Regions from separate parts of the Homo sapiens genome. Here region 1 is linked to region 2. Evidence: chromatin loops called from intact Hi-C (ENCODE). Cell type or tissue: IMR-90. All regions are shown on one strand.

Evidence for each region. A loop is a pair of places that touch in the nucleus more often than their neighbours do. Peaks named below come from ENCODE experiments on the same cell type or tissue, not always from the same donor. Only the 100,000 strongest peaks of a DNase experiment are listed, where the experiment ranks them.
Region 1: it touches region 2 in a loop (14-fold over the local background); 1 of 110 quality-filtered maps calls a loop at or near these places.

The regions. Positions count from the first base shown.
Region 1 is chr5:113,517,687-113,522,686 of GRCh38, forward strand. The region is part of intron 2 of YTHDC2 (YTH N6-methyladenosine RNA binding protein C2); the gene reads left to right. Among named protein-coding and RNA genes, the nearest start is that of YTHDC2, 6.5 kb to the left of the region's middle. RefSeq lists a silencer at 2,803-3,003. In IMR-90, no CTCF peak of the experiment used is centred here; a DNase peak (open chromatin) is centred at 2,925.
Region 2 is chr5:113,065,713-113,070,712 of GRCh38, forward strand. It overlaps MCC (MCC regulator of Wnt signaling pathway), which reads right to left. Exons shown (of 19, transcript NM_001085377.2): 13 at 2,368-2,471. Among named protein-coding and RNA genes, the nearest start is that of DCP2, 91 kb to the left of the region's middle. RefSeq lists enhancers at 3,447-4,223, 4,224-4,998. In IMR-90, a CTCF peak has its summit at 2,042; DNase peaks (open chromatin) are centred at 2,189 and 3,049; H3K27ac peaks cover 1,054 bases.

The DNA of each region.
Region 1 (5,000 bases), 450 kb after region 2:
CTTCTCTCTTTTTTTCATCTTTGAGTAAACTTTGTACTATATTTTCTTAGTGGTCCTTGTGATTTTCAAATGCCTTTTCTTCTTTTCACAAAAAGAAAGAAATCACTTTGAATCTACTTCTCAAATCCTTTCTTTTCATTTGTATGAGAATTTGTACCTGACTTATCCATGAAATTTTCTGTTCACCCTTTGACTTTATTTTATTTTATTTTATTTTTTTGAGATGGAGTCTTGCTCTGTCACCCAGGCTGGAGTGCAGTGGTACAATCTCGGCTCACTGCAAGCTCCACCTCCCGGGTTCACGCCATTCTCCTGCCTCAGCCTCCCAAGTAGCTAGGACTACAGGCGCCCACCACCACGCCCGGCTAATTTTTTGTATTTTCAGTAGAGATGGGGTTTCACTGTGTTAGCCAGGATTGTCTAGATCTCCTGACCTCGTGATCTGCCCGCCTTGGCCTCCCAAAGTGCTGGGATTACAGGCGTGAGCCACTGCACCTGGCGTTTTTTTGTTTTTTTTTTTTTTTGGAGACAAGGTCTTGCTCTGTCACCCAGGCTTTAGTGCAGTGGAATGATGACGGCTCGCTGCTCACTGCAGCCTCCATCTCCCAGGCCCAATCAATCCTCTCACCTCAGCCTCTTGAGTAGCTGGTACTACAGGCATATGCTACCACACCCAACTAATTTTTCTATTTTTTGTAGAGGACAGCATCTCATTATGTTGCTCAGGATGGTCTTGAACTACTGGGCTCAAGCAATCCTCCCTCATTGGCCTCCCAAAGTACTAAGATTACAGACATGAGCCACTGGGCCCAGCCGATTTTTAAAAAAATAATCTATCGTTAACTTTATTGATTCAGTAAGTTAGTTTTCGTGTGTGTGTGTGTGTGTGTGTGTGTGTGTGTGTGTGTGTGTGTATCTGTAGGTGTCTGATATTATAGTTTCTTAGTACCTATTTGAGAGGCCACCTGGTGTAAAGTGCAGAAAGCCTGGATTCTATTTCCAGTCTCTCATTGACTCATTCTCTTATTTGGGCTTTTTATATAAGTTTTAAAAAATAGATTCCAGACTTATTGTGTGATAGCTTTCAATTTTTTTCTGGTCAATTTTTTCTTTTTGATACTCTTTCTTTCAAAATTATGTCATTTGTGATGGATTTTGTTTTTCATCTTCTAAATAATTGAATTTTACCTGCTTTGATTATTTTTATTTTTTAGAGACAGAGTCTTCCTCTGTTGTCCAGGCTGGAGTACAGTGGCACAATCATAGCTCAGTATGGCCTCAAACGCCTAGGCTCAGGCTTTCCTCGCAAGTAGATAGGACCACAGGCATGCACCACCATGCCTGGCTAATTTAAGATTTTTTTTTTTTTAGAGATGGGGTCTTGCTATGTTGCCCAGCCTGGTCTCAAACTCCTGGGCTCAAGTGATCCTCCTGCCTAGGCCGCCCAAAGTATTGGGATTATAGGCCTGAACTAGTGTGCCTTGGCGCTGTTTTGATTATTTTTTGTAATTGCTCATCTTTTAGTGAAAACATTCTTGGAGTAAAAGCCCCATTTTGTGATTTTTAATATATCCTAAAGTTTTCTTTGAAATTCTAGTCAGGTTTCACATACCAAAAATTTCACATCATTATTTACTTTTTTTCCTCAACTTTAAAGGTTGTGTTTAAAGTCACGCTGAGGTCAGTGTGTTTTAGTCCTAAAGGCTCACTTTTCTAAGTCTTTGGCTTGTTTATAATGAAAACAAAATCCCATCTCGATTTTTCTCAGTCCAAGTTAGACAAAAATGGATTTTACAAAATGAACTTTGTTAAAAATCTGTAGAATGGGAAAATATGAAGTATATGAAAGTAGATTTTCCAAGTACAAGTTTCTTCTGTGACTGCTAAGGTCACTGCCTAACAGGTACCAAATAGAGTACCAAAGTACAGTTCTGGAGGTCAGAAGTCCAACAACAGAGGTCCCATGGACTTAAAATCAAGATATCGGCAGGGCTGCATTCCTTGAGGAGGCAGGAGCAAACATTTACTAAGTGTTGTTGTATACTTGTGCTAGGTGCTTTAAATGGATTATCATTTAATCCTAACAATGGTTTTTTAAAAAATTCATTATATAAATTTAATCAAGATTAGAAATTTACTCACACAAATGCCATTCAGAGGTAATTTAAATCAAAGAGTCAATACACATAATTTCTTTTCTTTTTAATTTTATTTTACTTTAAGTTCTGGGATACATGTGCTGAATGTGCAGGTTTGTTACATAGGTATACATGTGCCCTGGTGGTTTGCTGCACCTATCAACTCATCAGCTAGGTTTTAAGCCCTGCATGCATTAGATATTAGTCCTAATGCTCTTCCTTTCCTTTCCCCCTAATCCCTGACAGGCCCCTGTGTGTGATGTTCCCCCGCTATGTCCATGTGTTCTCATTTTTCAACTGCCAGTTATGAGTGAGAACATGTAGTGTTTGGTTTTCTGTTCCTGTGTTAGTTTGCTGAGGATGATGGTTTCCAGCTTCATCGATGTCCCCGCAAAGGACATGAACTTACTCTTTTTTTATGGCTGCACAATAAACATAATTTTATTTTTACTTCAGTTTTTCCTGGAGAATCAAAGAGAGGGACACCTCCTGTTTTTTATGAAACTAGTATAACTTCGCTACCTAACTCAGATAAAGAAGATATTAGAAATGAAAATTATGGGTTTATCTTACTTATGATCATAGATGTAATATGCTAAATAAAATAAAAAATTAGGTCACATTTAAACTGGGTTTTCCCAAGAATAAAGGATTATTGAAAATAAAAGAATCTCTTTTTTTTTTTTTTCTTTAAATGAGAAGGAGTCAGCATTCTCATATTTGGATGAGGGCCTTTGGTTTGGTGCTGATTCATCTCTGGCCTGGTATTTACCACAAGGGAAAGGATAGACCTTGACCTGAAAGTGGATGACTCCCATGGCCTTAGTGCACTTTTTGTTCACAGAAGTGAGCAACAAGGACCAATGGTTCTTTCTTATACATTAAATGCAGCAGGATGTATGACAGAGCATGCCTCCATTTGTGTACTAGTGTGGATATAGTTTATTTTTCAACTTTTGAGTTCAGAGGTACATGTGCAGGTTTGTTACATAGGTAAGCATGAGTCAAGGGGGTTTGTTGTACAGATTATTTCATCACCCAGGATTAATCCTAGTACCCATTATTTTTCTTAATCCTCTCCCTCCTCCCATCCTTTACCCTCTGATAGACCCCAGTGCCTGTTGTTCACCTCTATGTGTCCATGTGTTTTCATCATTTAGCTCCTACTTACAAATGTGAGCATGCAGTATTTGGATTTCTGTTCTTGGGTTAGTTTGCTAAGGATAATGGCCTTCAGCTCCATCTGTGTTCCTGCAAAGGACATGGTCTCATTCTTTTGTATGGCTGCATAGTATTCCATGGTGTATATGTAGTACCACATTTTATTTATCCAGTCTACCATGGATCATAACAAGTTTTATAAGGCAGAGTCTATTTTAACACCTGGCACCTATATAACAGATGAGGCAATTAAAGCCTAGAGATGTTAAGTAATTTTCCTGAGATCACACAGCTAGCAAGTGGCAGAGCCAGGATTTGAACACAGTTAATACTTAACTAATTATTTTTTGATGTTCACATCAAGTTCATAGCAGTGTAGTAGGTGCTCTGAGGAGTTAGAACAGAAATATTGGATAGATCTCATCTTCAATTTAGCTTATAGTTCATTAAGACCAGAAAAATAGGCTGGGCGCAGTGGCTCATGCTGGTAATCCCAGCACTTTGGGAGGCCGAGGTGGGTGGATCACCTGAGGTCAGGAGTTCCAGACCAGCCTGACTAATATGGTGAAACCCCATCTCTCCTAAAAATACAAAAATTAGCCATGCATGGTGGCGGGCGGCTGTAGTCCCAGCTACTGGGGAGACTGAGACAGGAGAACTGCTTGAACCCAGGAGGCGGAGGTTGCAGTGAGCCGAGATCGTGCCACTGCACTCCAGCCTGGGTAGCAAAGCAAGACTCTGTCTCAAAAAAAAAAAAAGAAAAAAAACCCAGAAAAATAAATTTACTGTAGGCATAGTGACCATGCCTTGAAAGCAAAAAGCAAGACTCTGTCTCAAAAAAAAAAAAAAAAAGAAAAACCCAGAAAAATAAATTTACTATAGGCATAGTGACCATACCTTGAAAGCAGCTGTGCTCAGTTTGGCGACAACATGAAGTGAACTGGTTGGTTTATTAGTTTTTAGGTAATCATAAAAAAGTACAAATTAGTATGATGCAAACTTTACTACATTTCCAATTCTGTATTACAGTATTGGGGAGAAAGTGGTTTGGAGCTAGATCTTTGCATCTGTCTGCCTAATGGAAATATAAATTAAGGGAATATAAAATTAAGTACTTATTAGGCATCAAATGAATGCCTGTTTTTTTTGTTTTTTGTTTTTTTTTTTTTTGGTGGTGGTTGTTGTTTGTTTTTAAGAGACTCCTGGTGTCTGTGAGCTTTTTAAGCAGTCATTTGAGATTTGGGCTCTTCAGCTGATCTTTTAAACTGTTCTTAGATTTACAAGTAGGGAATATTGAAGCATATGTTTGTATTTGATTTAAATGTTTAGTAACATCCTTTTAAATTAGTAAATTGATTAATGTTAACATTGTGTCAAATTTGATTACTTATAGCATCATTTTTCTTTCAAAGGAAGAAGCCATTGAAATGCCAAAATGCATCGGTTACTTTTATTTTTCGAAAGTTAGGTGTTATGATGCTCTCAACTGTAATTTTATTACATTTACTTTTATATTTCAAAATTGCATATGGGGTTTACCTTTTATTTAAAAAACTCTTGTGAATTTCACTTAGCTAGCATCTTTTCCACATGTGCAGCTAGTTTTTAGTTAATTTTGCTTTGTATAAAAGATTCCTGTGTTTATCATCAAACCATAGTTTCGGTTATCTTGGAATGAAAGCATAATAAGGAGTTCTCAAT
Region 2 (5,000 bases):
AAAGACCCACAATCATAGATACTGTGGGTGCATGTCACAAATGAGTTCCTGCTTTGCTGTGCAACAGCTCTATGGCATGATGGGTGGCATGATGGCACAGTATGATGGGCCAGCCACTCCTGTCAGCGGAATGCAAGGGCGAGGCTTAATGGGGAACTGCTAAAAATCAAGCCTGCCCTCAGTACTATGGAGAGTGGGCAGGAAATGGGGTGGACCCATTCTGCAGGCCAAAAATCCCTGGAACTCCCTCCTGTCATTTCTCTGACAAACTTCATGCCTCTCTTCTCTCCACAAATAAGACATTTTACATACATCTCACCACTGACTGCTATTTGGAATTAGGCATGACATTACTTACTGGCTCATATTATAAATGTATACATGAACTTCCCAGTATTAGGTAAATACAAAGCATTTCATTATTGATTTTGAATATTTAAAAGGCAGATTTATTTAAGCTCTTTCAGCTCCTACACCAAATAACTGCACTGAGTAGGTACATGCCTAATGAAAGGTACCTTGTGAGGCCTGAACAGGTTAAGACACTCCGCTGATAACCAACTGGAAATACGATTGACTTTTTCCTTTAATTTATCATTTTTCTTAATACGTATATTAATTTAAAAAAATCCTGACAGCAGGCCAAGATCATTTTAGGATCTGTTTCATATGAGAAATAAAGTTTTATGGTTCAGTTAAAAGACCCTGAAAAATGAGGTTTCTAATGGAAATGCTGGCAGAGTTTCTACTTCTGGGCTGGGCTGGTAATACTATTTAAAAAAAACCAGAGGGAGGATCAGAGCATCACTCTCCATACAAATGAAGGTGTGCTCCTTTGTTGGATTACTTGGATATGAAGCAGGAAATTAACACCCAGGATACCTTCCTTCCTTCACTTTTGCTTCAGATTCCTGTGCAAGTCGAAACTGAAGGAGGAAACACATGTGAGTGTTCAGTGCAAAAGTGAGCCCCCAGACAAAGGGGGAGGAGCGGGGAAGAAGGACAGGAAGGTGCATTCAGAAGGTGCCTGGATGGTGACTTTCTTTGAAGGGTGTGTCCTGGATGGACAAGTCCTAATGGAAGCTCACAGCAGAAATCCAGTCCATGACAGAGGCCTGGCTACCACACATGGGAATGCCTGGCCTGCCCACACCATCCATCTTTGGCTCTGGAGAGACCTGGTCACCTTGGCTTTCTGTTTACTTGCTATTGCCTCTCCGAAGGCTAAGGGGGTGTCCGGGGCTTAGTTCTGCATGGAGAGACGGCCACCTTTCTCCTTGGGTCTCTCTTTCCTCTTAGCACTGTTTCTACTGCAGTCCTCCCCACATCACTGCAGGCTCGGAGCCACAATCACTGGCCACGTTTTAGCAAATGCTGCCGCTTCCTAGAATGACATGCTTGTGTCCAATTAGATACTCCTTCCACCTTACTCAAAATTGAGGGACAGAAGTGAGCAGGCAGTGCAGATCTCGAGGTACAGGTCAGGCCAACAGGGCACAGGATCCCCGGGCTGGGGGAAGGACAGGCACAGGAAAGCGAGGTGGGCGAGCATTCTGTGATGCTGACAAGAGCAGGGGGTGAAACTACTTCTTCTTTGTTCGTAAGACACCTGGAGACCTGGCAGGGGAAACCCATGTTTCAAAACTACTCAAAAGCCGGGCGCAGTGGCTCACGCATGTAATCCCAGCACTTTGAGGCAGGTGGATCACCTGAGGTCAGGAGTTCAAGACCAGGCTGACCAACATGGTGAAACTGTCTCCACTAAAAATACAAAATTAGCCAGGCGTGGTGGCATGTGCCTGTAATCCCAGCTACTTGGGAGGCTGAGGCAGGAGGATGCTTGAACCTAGGAGGTGGAGGTTGCAGTGAGCCAAGATTGCACCATTGCACTCCAGCCTGGGCAACAAGAGCAAAACTCCATCTCAAAACAAACAAACAAAAAAAACAACTACTACTCAAAGAGGTAAACTTGGAGAAGCTCAGCCAATGGAACGAGATGAAGTGAAGGCCATGTGGCGGCAGCATGTGCCTTGACAACAGGCATCAGAGAGACAGCTGCAGAAACGCTGGCCCCTTTCATCGCTGATGCGGCCTCAGCTCCATCTGGCCCCACTGTCAGCCCAGGAGAATGCAGCTCCTAAGAAGTCTTGTTTGTTTTAACTTGTCTGTTATTCTGTTTCCACTCCAGTTCTTGCTGCATTCAACATAAACAATTTACCCATTCAGTCATGAGGAAAAACGAAAAACACACTTGACAACCAAATTTTGTGTTGTCGGGAGATGATTCAATGCCAGTTGCTGAGACAGGGGCAGAAGCAAAGGAGGCAGGGAGACAAGAGGAGGAAGAGGGACTCTGGAGACACTTACCAGGGGAGGACCCCACGCCCGCCGCTCGGAACTGCCCCAGGATGAGGCTCTGCTCACTCTCTGCCAGCGCCAGGAGGAGTTCGTAGGCTTCGATGCACTGCTCGCTGAAACAAAGCACATGGGGCCTCAGCCCTTGCAGAGAACAGCGGACACCTTCAATGTGGCGCCGGTTTCTGTGCAGGAGGCAGCTCAGGTGCTGTCTCGGCCTCACTCTCCACACAGGCAAGGAAACCACCCATGAATATTCCCAGGGCAGGGCCAGTGGCTTGCTCTTTCATTTGGCCTTTTTATTTTTAAACCTTTAACTTGGTTCTGGAAAAATACAAGAGAAACAATAAAGGTGGGAGAGGCAAATGTGTCGTCCCTTCAGTGACCACCTGAAAGGACCATGTGATTCCCTTGTGGTAGGCCACTCCAGGTAGTCCCGCTGAGCCGGCACCCTGGTGTCCACACCCTTGTGCTGTCCCCCATCTGCACTGTACCAGGGTTGGTCTGTGTGACAGAAGTGACAGTAGGTCATTTCCAAAATTAGCTTACTAAAAAACCCTGACTTCCATCTTGGTCACTCTCTCTCACTTCACTATCTTGGACCATCCTCCCCGGAGCAGGCCAGCTGTCGTGTCTTCAAGATTCTCAGGCAGCCCTATGGAGAGGTCCACATGGTGAGTAATGACTAAGGCCTCCAGCCAACAGCCAGGTGAGTGAGCCTTCTTAGAGCAGATCCTCCAATCCCCCACTGAGGTCTCAGATGATACAGCCCTGGCTGACAGCTTGACCAGAATCTCACAAGAGACCCTGAACCAGAACCACCTACTAAGCCACCCCCAGGTTCCTGATCCTTGAAACTGTGATGCAGTAAGTGATTAGTCATACAACAATAGGTAGCTGATATAACATCCCACAAGGAGATGATTTTGACCTAGACCTGCACTATTCAATATAGTATCTACTAGCCACAAATAGCTACTTAAATTGAAAATATTCTGAGTTAAATAAAATGAAAAAGTCCATTCCTCCATTGCAGTAGCCATACTTCATATGTTCAATAGCCATACATGGCCAGTGGTTACCATATTGGGCAGTGCATGTAGAGAACAGTTCCACCATCACAGAAAAGTTCTATTAGATTCTCATAAAACTAAGTGCTTAAAATGTCTCATGAAACATTCTTAGGCCTTCACAAAAGCTCTGACAAGAGTTTGAGTTTGGATTTCTAGGAGGAGGAAACATAGTCACTCTTCTTTGTGCCCAACATTCATTGGGCAAACAAGGTAAAATATCAAACAACAGTCCCTTTCCTGTAGCGTGAGACCCACGTGGCCCACGTCCACACAAGAGGAGGTGGAACATGTGTACAGCATCCTCAGGGTCCCAGATAATATGCCTGCAGTAGGAACATTTCCTCTTTAAGAAAGTAACTGTCTAGCTTCTTCAAGCTGAACAGGGGATATGTTGCTTCATTTAGTCAACAGACAATTTCCTTTGATTGCCTTTCTTTTTTTTCTTTGAGACGGAGTCTCGCTCTGTCGCCCAGGCTGGAGTGCAGTGGCACGATCTCAGCTCACTGCAAGCTCCGCCTCCCAGGTTCACGCCATTATCCTGCCTCAGCCTCCCGCCTCAGCCTCCTGAGTAGCTGGGACTACAGGCGTCCACCACCATGCCTGGCTAACTTTTTTTTTTGTATTTTTAGTAGCGACGGGGTTTCACTGTGTTAGCCAGGATGATCTTGATCTCCTGACCTCGTGATCCGCCCGCCTCGGCCTCCTAAAATGCTGGGATTCCAGGCGTGAGCCACCGCGCCCAGCGTCAATTGACTTTATTTTCATTGTCCTTTACTAAGAGTTAAGACAAAGGGCTGAAATGCTAGCCCTAGGTGATACCAGCTCCTCGTTTCAAAGGCAGTTCATATTCCAGAGATGTGAGGACATTTCCTTATCCATGAGGTTGTACTAATGTGGAGAAAGACCTTTCTGCTCAAAGGCAGATTGTGGGTGGACAGCAACCAGCTTCAACGGTTATCACAGATGGATTATCTGCTTGCTTTGCTGTCTGTAAACCAGAATGATTGCTCTCTAGCTTTGGTCTCATTCATTTTGCTTTGATAATTTCCTGAATAAACAAGAATGTTTCTTAAACAATACCGAACTTTTTAGAGGATGCTAAGTGTACGATACAGTCAACTACTCTGAGGCCTTGGCAAATACACTTAAGTGGTAACACTAATAAAAGAAACCTATGATGATAATAATAAGGCATAGTTTTGCAGCTTTAAACAAGCAGTAATTTAAAAACAGATAAATTTCAAAGTGATGAGGCAGAAAAAAAAAAGTGGCCCATTCAAATTACCACTTGCTCACCAATGAGTGAACTGTAGTTATTTAAATTGACTTGTTTTCATGACAAAAAATCAGCAGCATGCCTGAAGACCAGGAAAATATTCATATCCTTTGACCTACAATTCCTGCTTTGGGATTTTATCCAGAGGAAAATATTCAAAAGAATGAAGATCTTATCTGCATTAAATTATTCATCATAGAATTATTTTTAATATCAAAAGTCTAAATGTCTTTTAGAAAAGTGAATAAATTAACAATATAAAAACTTGTTGGAGGGGTTACAGCCATTCAGAATAG